Regions from separate parts of the Homo sapiens genome. Here region 2 is linked to region 1. A link is a loop called in an ENCODE intact Hi-C map of the cell type or tissue named here. Cell type or tissue: dorsolateral prefrontal cortex. All regions are shown on one strand.

The links. Peaks named below come from ENCODE experiments on the same cell type or tissue, not always from the same donor. Only the 100,000 strongest peaks of a DNase experiment are listed, where the experiment ranks them.
Region 2: it touches region 1 in a loop (2.0-fold over the local background); 15 of 110 quality-filtered maps call a loop at or near these places.

What each region holds. Positions count from the first base shown.
Region 1 is chr11:44,954,057-44,962,056 of GRCh38, forward strand. No RefSeq gene overlaps it. Among named protein-coding and RNA genes, the nearest start is that of TP53I11, 7.2 kb to the left of the region's middle. In dorsolateral prefrontal cortex, no CTCF peak of the experiment used is centred here; no DNase peak of the experiment used is centred here; H3K4me3 peaks cover 460 bases; H3K27ac peaks cover 302 bases; H3K27me3 peaks cover 1,614 bases.
Region 2 is chr11:45,075,982-45,083,981 of GRCh38, forward strand. No RefSeq gene overlaps it. Among named protein-coding and RNA genes, the nearest start is that of PRDM11, 67 kb to the right of the region's middle. RefSeq lists a silencer at 4,088-4,157 and enhancers at 6,273-7,150, 7,151-8,000. In dorsolateral prefrontal cortex, no CTCF peak of the experiment used is centred here; DNase peaks (open chromatin) are centred at 2,640, 3,282, 4,400, 7,682 and 1 weaker place; H3K27ac peaks cover 1,842 bases.

The DNA of each region.
Region 1 (8,000 bases):
AGTGAGGTGATTCGATGAAAAAGGTTTGCAAACTGGAAATGCTGATTCCTATTATTGACATTATTATTGTGATTCTTACCTTGGTGAAGTGTTCCTCTCAAGGCCCCAGGGGGGTGGGGATGGGAGTGGGGTTGGGGATGGAGCCAGGAAGCAGCCAGCGGCTGTTGCAGGGGTGGGAGGGTCACTCCTCCAGACTCCCACAGGAACCTGGGAGCAGCAGGGGCTCCATCTGCCCTGGTCGCCCTCCACAAGCAGGGGCAGCAACACCTCCTTGGTGGCCAGGTGTGAGTGAGCACTTAAGAGTGCGCCTGTGTGTCTGTGTTTGTGCCCCTGCAGGAAGGTGTGGTGGGCACAGGGATTGCCAGTGTCTGCAGCCAGAAACCACTATGGACGAGGAAGAATGGGGATGTAATTGGATTTCAAAGATGCTTGGAGTGAGACTACTGTTATCACCTGGGACTGCAGGAGAGAGGCCTGCGGAGCGGGGGTTGGGCCTAGTCTTTGGGGTTGGGGCCAGGGGAAAGGTTTCAGCACTGATGGGCACGTGTGGAGGAACATGATGTTGTCAGAGACCTGTTGTGGTTGAGCCCAGGGATTTTGGACCTGACAGATCTGGGTTCAAGTCCTGGTTATGGGACCATGGGCCAGTGATTTCACTTCTCTAGGCCTCAGTTTGCTCATCTGTAAAATGGTGATAATAACAGGGCCTACCTGGTGGGAGTTATTGGAGGTTTAGCAGAGAGGCTGCACGTGAAGCCCTTAACATGGGGCAGGCACATCGACAGTTATCAATCAGTGCCACTGGTGTTATTATGCGGCAGCCTGGGAGGAGCGGAGGGAGAGGGCCTCAGGAGTGCTGGTGCATTCTCAACTGGAACAGGGAGCTCTGGGGTGAGAGTTGTCTAGCCAGGGTTCATTGAAGCTGGCACAAAACCCAGAGAGAAGGAGCCGCCATCCCACAACACAAGGACTGAGGCAGAGAGCTGGGCTTTCACAACTGCTTCTGGTTCCCCTTCCTGGTTTCCTCTCATTTCCTCCAGAGCTTCGTTCTCTGTGAACCTGCCTGGTGAGGAGAACTCTGTTACACATAGCTTTGGGGACTGGAAGGAGCAGCTGGGAGCTCAGGAACTCCCAGGCAGGCCTCCCCAGTGCTTCCTGCCCCCACCCCTCCAGAGTGAGCACTGACCAGCCCTCCTTCCCCGACCCCACACAACTGCCAGCTGCTTCCCTCCAGTGACTCATCCCCACCACCTCTGTTGCTACACCAGGACCAGGAAATGTCAAGCAGTTTCTTATCTGTGGGAGAGAGAACTGATCAGGATGGGGGTGGAAGAAATGAGGCTCAGATCTCCCCAAAGAAAGTGTATGACAGCTAGGGGACCAGAAGACCATGGCCAGCCCTTTCCTGCTTCCTGTGGGGGAGGGCTCAAGGAGGCAGTATGAGAGTGGGATTTAGCCACTAGAACCATCCTGGATTTAGGTTCAAGGTCCTAGTCCTCTTCTAACCGGCTCTGTGGCCTTAGGCAAGTAACTCAGTGTCTCTGAGCCTCAGCGTGTTCATCTGCCAAATGGAAAGAAGAAAATCATGATGATGCATAGGGTACCTGGGGGGTTAAGTGAGATAGTACATGTGAGTCCGGAGCTCACAGTCAGTTCTCAATGAATGTTCATTGACTCAATTAATGAATGGACATGTGGAAATGGCGGTGAGCTGTGTGCATGTGGCCATCTGCAAGAAATCCACCCTCCACCAGCTGGGAGAGTCGGGGAGATGTCTGTGGACCTTGTATCGCAGGCCTGGGACACTGTTGCTCTGTGCTGGTACTGAAGGGACGGCTTCCAAAACTCAGGGCAGATGGAGTATGGAGTACCCCTTGTCAGCATAGCTGACTTAAGAACCTCAGGCTGGGTCCAGATTTTCAGAGTGCTGAGCCCTGGCCAAGAAAAGAATTGCTATGCAGGGAAGTGAGTAGCAGATTTTGGACCCTCATCTTGGGCGACCCCCAGGACCTCTTCACAGTGAGTGCCCAGAGCAGCCACTCTGGGCTGTGGGATCATAGTCTTGGACCCTGGGCAGCCGGCTAGGCCAATGGCCACCGCTTCACTTGCCTCCTGTCCAATGATAAAACCCCAGGGGCTTTATCATTATTTCAAAAAATAGCATTCTGAGCCCGTACTATGTACCAGACGCTGGTCTAGAATCTTACATGTCATTAATCCTAACAAATCTCACGAAGTTGGTACCATTACTAGTCCCATTTTATAGATGGCAAAACGGAGGCCCACTGAGTTACATAACTTACCCAAGATCACACCCTAGAAAGCAGGGAGGTGGGACTGGAACCCTGGCAGTCTGGCCCAGAGCTCAGGTGGTTCTGGTGCTGCCGCTGGCCAGGGCAGGCATTGCTGATCCCTTGTAAGGCCTGCCACTCCTGGACCACCCCCACCCCAGTGAAGCCATACAGTTTGGGGACAGTAAGTCACCTGCGGACCGACAGGAACATCTGACAAATAGATTCTAGTTTATAAATCTCTTTAGAGTGTATGAGTCTCAAAGCCTACTTGGGGGCAGGAAAATGTTAGAAACACAAATTCTCATTTCCACCTCAGACAACTGAAACTCTGGGAAAGGAAGTCACAGGGGCAACAATCTGTCGTCCAACAGCCCCCCACGTGATTCTGATACAAGCCAAAGATTGAGAACCATTGCTTTAGAATTTGCAAAGCAGATTCCTAGATTATCTAATTTAAATGGGCACTTTGCTATTATTCGGCTCATTTTACAGGTAAGGCTAATGAGTTTCCATTTGCCAGCTATCACCCATCAGGGAAGTGAAGATGGGCCTGGAACCCACACTTTTTGATTCTGGAATATTCTTGTTTGCCCTCCTGGGACCGGGCTGCTGAGCAAGGTGGGTGGGCGAGGGACTCTGAGCTGAAGGGCAGGGTGAAAGACCAGAGGGGAGGGGAGGGAAGGGATTCCACCTCCTTCCCTCCTGGGTGAGGAGCGGGCAGCGTGGATAATTCCCTCGGAGGCGCCCCAACCCAAATCTACATACATAAAGCCCAGGCTGGCGTTTTGAGTGATCGGTTTATTAATACAGCGGGGCCGCTGCCGAGGCGGATCGCAATAACAAAGAAGGCCTCTCCGCCACCCACCAGAGGCGTCGTTATGTAATTGCTCCGAGGAGGAGCAGAGGGCTGGGGCGCGCCGCGGGTGCTGGGGGCTCGGCCAGCAGGGAAGCTGCGATCCGGGTCTCTGGGGATCCGAGCCGGCGGCGGATGGAGGGAACACTTGCTGGAGAGTCATCAGCCCTTCACCTGGTGCTCTCCTCCTCCCACGCACCGGTCAGCGGTCAAGGGGCGGGTTAACACCGGTTTGGCAGGGCGCAGACCTCCGCCCACCCGGGAGAATTGACCCCGGAGGCAGATCTGCAGACCCAGAGGACCCCAGGGCTGACCCAGGGCCTCCCCTCCGCCACTCACCACCGCCCATCCTTGCCCCACTCTCACCCTGGGATGGGGGAGAGAGAGAAATGACCAACTTTTTGCGCGACTTCTGTGGGCAACCTCTGTGAGGTAGTCCATTTTTAAAATGGAGAACTGAAGCCCAGAAAGGGCTGGCTTCATGTACCAGGGTTTTGAATCCCCAAATTTGTCAGCTTCGAAGCCCACATTTTTTTCCCTTGGATGCCACAAGGGGTCTTTATAACCACCACGGATCGGTTTTTGCCACAGTTTCTCCAGATGCTGTGGTACTTCAACCCTCCTGGCCTTTGCAAACGCTGAGCCCTCTACCAGGCATCTCTGAGAAGTCCTTCCCAGCCCTCCCCGACCCCCACTCACACCCCCCACACATCCTAGGAAGCCTTGGAGGCTACCTCTTCCAGCTCTGGGAGCAGCTGGTGACAGCATCTGCCACACTGCTTCATGGGAACTACTATCTTCTGTCTGTCCCCATCAGGCCACGTGCTCTGGGATGGTGGCTCCAAGGAGCCTAACACATCTTCTTCACTCAGCCACTCCATCTCACCCCTCAGTGCAAGGCTGGGCACACAGCACTGGGTGAATTTAAAGTGAAGGTTTGAAGCCTCAGGCGGATTTAATGCTTAGTGACAGTCTTCAGACCTTCCCTTCAAAACTCCACACACTCACCTCTGGCTATGCCAACTCCTAAGTGTGTGGCCTCTGGCAACTTCTGTAGCCTCCCTGGGCCTCTGTTTCTCCATTGTACAACAGGGCTCACAGCAACCCCGAATCTCATGATGCTAGTTAGTGTTTACTGAACACTTACTATATGCTGGGCACTGTGCCAAGCACCTGCAGTGGGTGGCTTCGTGAACTCTGCACACTGGCCCTGTGGAGGTAGTTGCTGTTATTATCTCCATTTTATAGATAAGTAACTCTCAAAAAAAAAAAAAAAAAAAGATAAGCAACTCTCCCAAGTCTCCAGCTGATAAGAGACACAGCCTGGATTCAAACCGTGCTCCTTCTGTCCCCTGGGTTTCTGACTCCCTTTCACAGGACTATTTTGATAATTAGAAGAAAAACAGTTAAGGGTCAGCATGCAGCAGGTACTTAATAATGTTTCTGCCCTCCACCGTAAAGGTCCCAGGGCAGCTCTCCTTTTCCCCTTCCATTCTCTCCCCCATTGCCACAGGCCCCAGGGCATTCTGGGAGCCCCTCTGTTCAGGGTGGGGCTGAGCAGGGGGAGGCAGGAGGACCCAAGTGTTCTGGTTCCTGAGTATAAATAAGTGATTGTTTTATATCCTTACAGTAAGAGAAGGGCATAGCATACATTTGCCAGTCTAACAGGTTGAGCTGCAACTTCCCTGTGTTTTGCCAATCGCTGATATGTGTTTTCAGCCCAAGGCAGTAAACAGAAGCCCACTCTGCCTGGCAGTTCCATGGTCCTGGAGTGAGGAAGGGCATCTGACCCGGAAGCTCTCAGATCAACTATCTAGGCCTACTGAGAAAGTAAGTGTCAGTGGGGATACTGAGATAGGGAGAGTTCCTGTGGGTCTCCCCCAGGCCATGAGAACTCGAGCAGGACTCCTCCCTTCTCTCAGTGTACACAACAGAAAATGGGGATTATATATGCAGAGAGGGAGAGAATAATTACTACTTATCAATGACCATGTAGAGCAAGGCTGCAGGGTGCTACACCTATGGCAGATGGAGTGGTGCAGTGCACAGCCTGTGCAGCAGGACTTGGCAGCCTAAGGGGACAGGCCATCATAGATCTACAGCTTCATCCTGCAAGATTCATAATAAGCTTTAGATTATTCCAGCTAAAACAAATGAAGGAATGAATGCATGCGTACAGACATAGATACATCCACAAAACGAGTGATGAATGCAACCCCAGTTATGAATCAGAGAAGCTCATAATCTAGTGCAAGAGACAGACATCTGAGCAGTTGCTACTCCTAGCTCCCCTCTTGTTCCGGGCTCTGTCCCGGGTTAGGACCTTGCCTTTGTCCCTGCTGTTCCTTCGGCTTGACCTTTCTTACCCATCACACCCCAGTCTTCATCTGCCAGCTCTTCACCATGCTTCTCTTATCTCAGCTAAAATGTTTCCGGGCCAGGCGCGGTGGCTCATGCCTGTAATCCCAGCACTTTGGGAGGCCAAGGCGGGTGGATCACTTGAGGTCAGGAGTTGGACCAGCCTGACCAACATGGTGAAACCCCATCTATACTAAAAATACAAAAATTAGCCAGGCATGGTGGCACATGCCTGTAGTCCCAACTACTGGAGAGGCAGAGATGAGAGAATCACTTGAACCTGGGAGGCAGAGGTTGCAGTGAGCCAAGATCTTGCCATTGCACTCCAGTCTGGGCGACAGAGCGAGACTCCATCTCAAAAAACAAAAAACAAACAAAGTTTCCTCTGGCAGCTTTTCCCTACCCACTCTCCCCCATTCGCCCATCCCCCAAGCCTCATGCCGAAGTTGGGCCACATCCCTCGGTCCCCATAGACCCCCGCAAGCTGACCCCAGTAGCTCCCTCCAATCCCTGTAGTGAATTTGACGGCTGGGTTCCAGGTTCCCAGGGCTGGCTGTGAGCTACTCAAGGGCAGGGCTGTATCTCGTTTCCTGCTATGCCTTTGTGCCTAGCACAGTGCCAAGCACACGGCAGGTATCTGAACAGTGTGGGAAGAGAAAAGGTGGAGGGGAGATGGTTGGGGGTAGACTGTGAGAGTGGAGGTGGTAAGGTCCCACCCCCAACCTCACACACAGCACCCTTAGCCCAGGCACTGATCCCAGGAGTCTAAGAAGCTGATTAGAACTGCCCATGGCTGCAGCTAACCTCGGAACTATGCCCCACCACCTGCTGTCGTCTCCCTGCCCCCACTCCTACTTCCCTCTCTCCTGCCTCCCCAGGGGTCCGGGGCAGCCTCCCCCTCCCCCACCCCATGGTGAGAAATCCCAAAGACTCCTGGGCCTTTCTCTGCTGCCCGGCTTTCCCGCCTCCCCTTTTTCTTTCTCTTCCTTCTGCTTTGCCTCACATTCAATCTCTCCCTCCCCCAGCCTGGTGAATCCAAACTGAAAAAAAAAAAAAAAAAAAAAGGCCCACACAACAGCTTCAACAGTGAAAAATAACCAATTTAAGGAGTAATCGCTGCTGTAATGATTGTCTAAGCCCTGAGTCACTGCAGAAAATCGGACTGAAGCTCTGGGACTCCCAGGCTCCCTGAGAGTGTCATATGGGTTTTTGTTTTTGTTTTTTTAAATATCCAGGACCTCAGTGTCTCCATCTGTAAAATGGAAGGAATATTATCAGCCCAAAGGAACTGATTGTTAATCTCCTGATTTTCCCTGGGGCTGGGAATCAGAGGTTAAGGTGGTCCACACAGTTGGCTTGGGAATCACCACGGGACACATTCTTCTACCACAGGACCCATGGGAGAAATGTGGTGCCTGGCAGGTGCTGAGAGACTCACAGCTTCGAGGGTCTCTGGGAAAGGTTTCTAGAGATTGTGGTGTTTAACTGAGCTGGGAAGGATGAATGGGTGAATGAGAGCTATGGGAAGTGATGGAGTGATGGAAAGTCAGCTCTGGAAGAGACTAGACACCTCATCTTGCCCTATGCTCTCATTTTACAGATGAAGAAACTGAGGCCTGAAGGGCTTCAGGAACTGCTCAAAGTCATTAGTGGCAGAGCCCAAATTAGTGGCAGAGCCCACATTAGAAAGCAGGTGCCTTGACTCCTGCTCCAGTGCTCTTTCTTTCTTTCTTTCTTTTTTTAGACGGAATCTTGCTCTGCTGCCCAGGCTGGAGTGCAGTGGCATGATCTCAGCTCACTGCAGTCTCTGCCTCCTGGGTTCAAGTGATTCTCCTGCCTCAGCCTCTCGAGTAGCTGGGATTACAGGTGCCCACCACCACACCCAGCTAATTTTTGTATTTTTAGTAGAGACGGGGTTTCACCATGTTGGCCAGGCTGGTCTCAAACTCCTGACCTCCTGATCTGCCCGCCTCGGCCTCCCAAAGTGCTGGGATTACAGGCGTCAGCCACCGCACCTGGCCTCCAGTGCTCTTTCTTATGATACCAGCCTAGCTCATAGGAACAGTAAGTACAGTGTGTGGAATGCTCACCGTGAGCCCAGCGCTGTGCTAATGCCTTATGCGCATGTGCACCATTGTCTTTCATTCTTGGAATAATCCTATAAGGTAGGATTAGAATATAGGTCCTGTTATATCTTAGTAAAGTTCACAGAGGTTCAATGGCTTATTCAGGGACACATAGCAGGGCTTTCTTGGCCCTGCAGCCCCTCCTGGCTTCTCTATTCTCCAACATGATCTAACATGGAGGGGTCTAAGCAGAGAGAGGGGCTTCTGGCCTGCACCCGTGGGTGGGCTGCCCTTCCCTCTAGTCTCTGTCCTCTCTAAGGAGGGTTGGAAAGGGGCCCCTTCCCTAGAGGGGAGGGAGCCTGGGCTTTCCCTGGAAGAAGCTCCCACAGGAATGGAAGCCAGATTGTCAAGGAGACAGGAGGCATACAT
Region 2 (8,000 bases), 120 kb after region 1:
GGAATGGCCCCACCAAAGATGTGTCTCCCAGCCTGCTCCATGGCATTGCACTGCCCACTGCCCCAGACCATCAGACTCCTCTGAGCCTCTGCTTTGTCAACTGACCTCAACCAACTGGGTCACAGACACTGGACTCGCTTCAATTAATACTCATAACTTCTCATAGCTACAGGGAAAGGAGGGCACCTGTTGCCATTCCCACAAGCCTGCCACTAGGGCAGTAAAGTATAATGAAAGCAGGTCCCACTCCAAATTTGCACACATTTATTAGCAAGTGGGCCCCACATCCGCCCGGTCCAGAACTCCATAAAGTTCCAGCCATATGCCCTGTTAGATGTTCCCGTAATGAAAAATGTATCCAAAGTCCCAGCCATCTCCCTATTAGATGTTCCGTTAATGAAGGGTAGAGGCAACAGTATTCCAGTGCAGAACTCATCTGACCTTCTATGGAGTCAAGTAATTGGCCATGCACAAGACTAGAGGGTGTCCTGAATGTGGAGCACTTCTGTAGGCTATTGGACCATTGCATTCTAAGACCTTGTTCAGGCAAGAGTGACAGTACCCGTATTGTATCTCCAGCTAATTATGCATTGTTTATCCTACTGGATCACCCATGAAAAATCGTTTTATACCCATTATGCAAATGAACAAGCCCTCTTGTGCTGATTGGAAATAAAGACAATGGAAACCCTTATAGTTGTCCCTGTACATTGTGGGCTTCTCATGAGTCTTTCCAATGCTAAACACCCATCCATGGAGTATGTAGTGTTTCTATTCACGTTAACTGACTATCCTAGAGTATCCTAGAGTATAGACTCAAAATATGTCCCACTGCCTATTTGAAATATTTTAAAGTAAATCATAGACAATATAGGCATGCTGTTTCAAGAAAAGAACATGATCTGCAAAGCCCAAGGCATTGAAAGTGGCCTTGGGAGTTGGAAATGTGCCTTCTGCCTAAGGAAAGATACAGGCATGATGCGTCATTTCATGAACATTCCTTCATGTCTTTGGACTATGACTGTTCATATGCATGTTCATCTGAGTTTTTTAGTGTCTCCATGGGCCGTTGTTAATGCCCAGAAAAGACTACTCAGACATTTACTTTGAGTTTAAATAATTGGAGTTCAATTTACTAAACTGACACATTCACAACCCTAATTCTCTCTTAAGTGTTTAAGTCTGCTTACAAATCTTTGTTCTGTTGATATCAAGCGGGTTTTAGCAGCTGCTTCTAAGAAGTCTTCGAACATTTGATCGCGTTTACAAACGTAATTAAAGACATCTCAAACAATTTATATTGCCTTTATAAATGTAATGTTTGGAGTGAGTGGTTTCCCTTGGAGGGGGACTGGCTGCAGGAGGGACCTGCTGAGAGGTTTTCCAGGTTCAAGTATTGTGAGGCATCTTGATCTGGTGCTGGTTACATGGATACCGGTTCACTTTGTCATCTCAGGACTTGTCAGAGTATATGATGTACTTCAATAACATCTTTAAAGTCATCTGTTGGATTTCCTTTTAAACTCATTTGCCTGTTTTGAGCAAAATCTCCCTGGGGACATAACTAATTCATTTACAGCTAGTAAATTAAATGTATATATACTGTGAACCTAAAATGCTCTGAAATATTCTAGGACTGAGCATAAGTTTAGTAAGATTTCAATGTAAACTCACACATCTAATTGCTCAATTACATTTTAAATTAGGATGATTAGATTCTCACTTTAATAGGCAAAATTATCTTAGCATTACAAGTAAGTGTATAACAGAAAAATAAAATACTATGGTTTTAATTCCCATAAGCCTGTCTTAACATAACCCCAAATCTCCTGGAGTGAAAAAAATGTACACCCACAAAGAAAAAACATTATCTCAGTTAACTGGGGTGGCTTAGCCCCCAAGAAGGCCGTTATGAGCCCTTCAGTTGAGGTTGCTTAGGATAGGGAATTTCTCCTGGATGTGGTGGCCTAGGGGGACTCCCTAAGTTCTATGTCACAGGCATAAAAAAAAATGAGGGTTTGTCTCCCCAGCTCTTCAGCCCAATCCCTGGATTCTGGTAATCCACACACTCCTTAATTCTTGTCTATGCCTACACAGGGTTGATCATGTGCCTGCATTTGTAGGTTTCAACTCTGACCATATGCACATGTATTCACCCTTTCAACTCTTAGGATTTTTGGAAGTGGGGGGAATCTTGTATTCTTTTGTACTCTTAGGTCTACCAACTCTTGAAGGCATTTATGAGATAATGAATTGAATTTTCACTTGCTTGGTCACAAGGTCCCAGGTCACTTTTCTGAGGTGAGTGGGGAGGGAAGAAAGAATTTTAACCCCCTAGGGCTCAGATCAGCTTGTTCTGGCCTCCACAGTTTCTGTGACTACTCCTCTCTGCTGGCTAGAGTCCAACTCCATCTGCAATGATTGTGATGGAGTCCGGACCCTTCTGAGGAACCTCCCCGCTGAACCCAGCTCCCAAGCGCCATTAACACTGACTCCCTACACCCTGGTTCATCCCGACAGGCTCTGGATTCTTATACATAGAAGACTGCTCAGCAGTCGTCGGAGAGCCGCCAAGTCCGTGACAACCTGTAGGCCCATCACAGCTGACGACATCCAGACAGGCTCTCACTGGCAGACTCATCTCTCGCCTTTCCACGGCAACTTCTATTTTGACCACGCACTCACATGGATCCTTCTCTTATTCACTCCTACAGTTTCCAGCCAGACTGGCCCATGGCGGGAGGTGGCTCTGCGAAAGTAAAGAAAACAGAAGGCAACCAATAGCCAGTGTGGCTTTAACCTGAAGAACAGCTGCATGTTCATTGACTGCTTAGTGCATGCTAAATGTTTCACATGCACTTACTCGATTCATCTTGACAACAGCCCTGTGACGTGGGTGCCTTAGTCCATGTTTTTTTTTTTTTTTGGAGGAGGAAGCTGAAGCACAGAGAGGCTAAGTAATTTGCCCCAGGTCACACAGCCAGTGAATAGTAAGCCAGGATTGGCACACAGGTCTCTAATTTTAATCACTTCACACTTAATCCCTAAATTATATGCTCTTTAATTAGGAGAGGGTTTAGGATTAGCCCAGAGCCAGGCTGCTGCAGGGGAGAGGCCCCCCCCTGCTTAGGGGCTGTTGGGGGGTGGAGCTCCAGCTGTCTCTAGGGAACAAACACAGCTGAGAAGGAGAAAGGGGAGGAGTGTCTTCATCGGAAGACACTAAAGAGAGGAAGCAGTGGGAAGAAGTCTGTCTTGTAACACTCAGGAGAGCTCACCAAGCGCCAGGCACAGCGCTGGGCCCCTTCCATCCTGTACCCTGGCACTCCTCAAACCTCATAACTCGTGCAGTCTTTGAAAAAAGTGAAACACTCTCTGGCTTTTGTATTCATTAACATCTCCAACAAGTGACTACTGCAACTAAAATGAATCAAAGCAAAGGAGGAAGGCAGTGCTTTGTGAACCTCATGTCCTCTGCCCCTTCTCCGAGATGCTGTCCAGACACCCCGCTCCCCAGCCAGGAGTGAATTTCACTGAATCCTCCCTGCAAAGATGCCGACAGATCTGCTCATTCTATAGACAAGGGCATTGATATGCCTGTGGCAGAGGTGGCTTTCAGTGAAGGTCTGTGACCCCAAAGCACAAGGTTTCTAATCATGACCCTATACTGCCTGTTGGGGTGACATGGGCCTCTAGCTGACAGACCACTCAGATGACCAAGAAGCCACATCCCTTGCTAAGTGTCAGAAAATTTGGTTTAAGCTGGCAATTTTCCAGGTTGTATACACTGGGGGAAGCACAGAAAGGGGAATGGCTGAGGCTCAGAGAGGGTAAGTAACTTACCAAGGCCACACAGCAATGGCCTTGTCCATGGTGTGTGGCCTCAGGACTGGAACATAAGTCCTGTCTGCCCCTGTGTCTTCCCTGCCCCCCTCCCACGCCAGCACACACCCCACACCTCTGAGATACCAGCCTGGCCTGCTGAATAAGCTCACGCAGACTGGATTCTGATGAGTGTGTTTCGCTTTGCCTGGCAGGCTGCTTAGTGATTGTTCTAAACCTGCGTGTGGGCTTCTCCACTCCCCCAGTCTTCTATTTCTTTCTTCGCCCCCAATGCTTCCCCATCCCTCACCCTCCCCCCACCAGCACCCAGTACAGCAAGCCACACTCAGCAGGTGTTCAATGAACACTTGCTCTGCCAACGAGGCATTGGACCATCTGTAGGGGGCCGGAGTGGGTGTCAGGCTCCCACCCCCACCCCAGCGCCAGCTCCAGGGCCCAGGACGGGAGTCCCTCTGCAGGTGAGCCTGACAGCACTCAGGCTGCCGTCCCACTTGGGGGAGATTGTAAAGACTGTGACTTCCGGGAGGAAGTGGTTCAGAGGCCCAAGCTGTGTCTGGAAAGTCAGAGGCTTGCTCCAGGCCAGGAAGTCACCCAGCTTGCAACAGGGCCCTCGGGTCCCATCCTCACCCCCTGCCTACAGTCAGGGAAACTCCTGCCAAGCCCTAGAAGGATGTGAGCCCAGACCCCTCTCCAGTGGCAGGCTTCTAAGACCTGGTGCCCAGGAAAGGGAGTTGGTAAACAGCTCAAACTGCCCCACTTTGAATTTAGAAACTGCGGGGAACGTGTGAGCAGTGTGGGCAGCTGGAGAGAAAGGAGTGAAGACGCAGGCTTGGGCTCGTTCACTGGCACAAACTGTGAATCCCTGGCGTCCCTCAGGGAGTCTGGCAATGGGGTTGGGATGGTACCAAGGATTCCTGGTCCTAAGGGCTTTCCCGTTGCTGTTGCCCCGTGAGTCCCACAGTTTACTAACTCGAGTGTGCAGGAGTTGCTTGGGAAACTTGCGGTTCCTGCACTCCCAGCTCCAGAGTCTAACCCGGTAGGTCTTGTGTAAGACCCAGGAATTTGTATTTTCATCGATGAGCCTCCTGACCCCCACCCCCAGGTGATTCGGCACAGGTAGTCTTTGAACTACACCTTGGAAGCACTTTCTTGAGTTTTCTTCTCCAAGGGCTGGAAACACCGGTGCTTAACTAGAAGCGGTCTAGTTGTGAAGGCTGAGGTCCCATCCGCTTGCCGGAGGCCGGCCAGCAGGTCATATGGTTCCAGTGTCTCTGAAGGCGGAGGCTGGTCACTTTGGAAGTGGACCCATCTAGGGCCTGAAGCTGGTTCCTGGGACCCTCCCATCAAGGGCTAGCTGAATGGCCACCACCCCAGGCTGTAGCTATATCTCCTAAGAAGGAACAGAAGAAAGGAAGGGGCCTGGAAAGGTGGGGAGGAACCTGCCACAGAGATTGGAGATGCACTGGGCCCCCAGGAGAGGGGTTATCGTACAGGATAGCAGGGGGACTGGCCTATGCCCCACCCCCGATGCTGACTCCCCTGGGACAGCCCTGTGGGAGATCCTCACGTTGTGCAGAGCTGGGAGGGCTGGATATCAGCTCTTCCCTTCACAGTGGGCAGATGAAGGTTCCAGGAGTTTCCCTCTTAAGCACTGGGATCCTTCCTGCTAGCGCCTTCCTATGCTGTAAGTCATATGTATTAGTCCGTTTTCAGGCTGCTGATAAAGACATACCCAAGACTGGGTAATTTATAAAGAAAAAGAGGTTTAATGGACTCACAGTTCCACATGACTGGGGAGGCCTCACAATCATGGCAGAAGGCAAAAGGCACTTCTTACATGGCAGCAGGCAAGAGAGAATGAGAGCCAAGTGGAAGGGGAAACCCCTTATAAAACCATCAGATCTTGAGAGACTTATTCACTACTAGTACACTATGAGAGAAACCGCGTGATTCAATTATCTCCCACCAGGTCCCTCCCACAACACGTGGGAATTATGGGAACTACAATTCAAGATGAGATTTGGGTGGGGACACAGCCAAACCATATCATCGTATAATGCAACAAATTCTGGTGTCAGTATCAGGAAATGGTGAGCTCCAGCTCCATTGAGTCACTGAGACCCTGGGAAAGACTTCCCACCACCTGGATTCACTGGCCCCACCACCTGCCATCTACAATGAGGAGACTGGATTAAAACAGGAGAAGCAACAACTGATTAATACGGCTGCCCTGAGCAGTGTCTTGAGAAGCACTGGGGTTAAGTGTGGGTCTAGAAAAACAACCAAACACTTACAGACCACGTGCCCAGTACCACTGCAAGCATTTTACAGATATTTATATAAAATTTAATTTAATCTTGTTTAAAAGCTCATTTAATTCCGCAGCAACAACACCATGAAGTCGGTATTAGTACCTCCACTTTACAGATGAGGAAACTGAGGCACAGGATGATTAAGGATCTTGTCCAGGGATTCCCAGTACATGGCACAGCTGGATTCTGCACCTCTGTAGTCTGGCTCTAGACCCTGCCTCTACTCACCTCATTCTTCCTCCAAAACAACACAAAAGCTCATTATGATGACTTAATGGCCGGTGTCTGCCCCCGGCATGGCAGGGACAGAAGAGTACACAAACCTCTTATCAGCCTTTCCTACCACATTTCCAGTCTGCGGTTCTACCACCCATAAACAAGCCCATAGAGAGTAGAAGCAAATGGAGCAAGATCAGAGTGGGCCAGGGAGCACTGGAGCCCAGGCGGGACTGGACTCTTCCATTTGAGTTCACCGCACCACTTCATGCCTCCCCTGGACTGACCAGCATTTGAGCCCAAACCCACAGGGCACTGCTCACCATTCCTCAAAAAATCTCAGCTCGTTCCCACCTCTGGACCTTTGCACATGCTGATGTCTTCCTCAAAAACATCTCCTTTTCTTCAAATTTCATCTCAAATGCCACCTCCTGCAGAAGCTCTTCTAGATTCTCCTCCAACCAAACAGAGCCTGCCCTTTCTCTGGAGCCCCAGGCCAGGGTCCCATCCCACCACCAGCAGAATAGAGGCCACAGCTTCCCAGCTCTGCATGCCCAGCAACGGGTTCTGGCGCATAAGGGATTGAGCGCTCAGTAGGGGATTGAGGCACCAGAAGGAAATGAAAGCCTTCTGAGTTCTGACTCATTCACTGACTCGTTTATTCTATCAGGCTTTTTTCCTTAATTGAAAAAGAAAGAACTGAATTCCATACCTGCCTATAAATAAGGATTTAAAATCACATCAGTCACAAGAGCCCACTGTTTTGTCTCCCAGGGTCTGGGCTGCTGATCAGTTTCCTTTGTTAACCAGATCCGGTTTGTTTATCAACATCAGGCTGTAGAATTTGCAGGTCAGGCCACAAGGGTGTGAACCTTCTGCCATCCCCTCTCCGACAGTTGAGGAAAGAGGAGAAACTATAAATAATGTTCCTCTGCCCTCCAGGAACTTCCAGGCTAACATACAGGCTGGGCATACAAAATAAGTCCGCACCTGTGTGCCCGCCAACGCTGCAGTGGCAGAGGGGCATGCGGTCCACAGCCCCTGCAGAGAGGAAGTGTCTGGGGCAGACCTTGCCAAGCAGCCAAGAGTCTTCTCCATTTTCCCCTTGCTGGTTTTCTTCTCACTTCCCCTTTGTTAGAACTGTCCTCTTCTCTGCAGATCCTTGCTGGGGAGGATAGACAGAGGCAGTGGGGTAGGGAGGCAGGAAAGGTGGGATTTGAAAACACCAGGCTGAGCCAGAGCCTGGAGCAGCCGGGACCTCAGCAACACTGTGGCTGCCCATGGAAACCATCCCAGGTAAGATGATGGTCCCCGGGCTCAGCCAGCAGAGGGCCTAGCTGAGTCAGCATCTGCGCATCAGTGAATGAAGGTGTGAATGAATGGAGTGGAAGCTGGAGATGGGATGTGAAGTATGTGGGTCTCTGCTGGGAACACCTATGAGTCCTTGCCCTTTGCACCTGGCATTTGTGCAAATGACTCACAATCACAAGTGAGTCCTTTCTTTCTTCTGCTTCCTACCTCATCTTTCAACCCCTGACACAACACTACACCTACACATACACATACAGGTGCACACCTACACACATACCCCAGACACATACAGTTGTACACACTCAGAACTAGCAATAGACT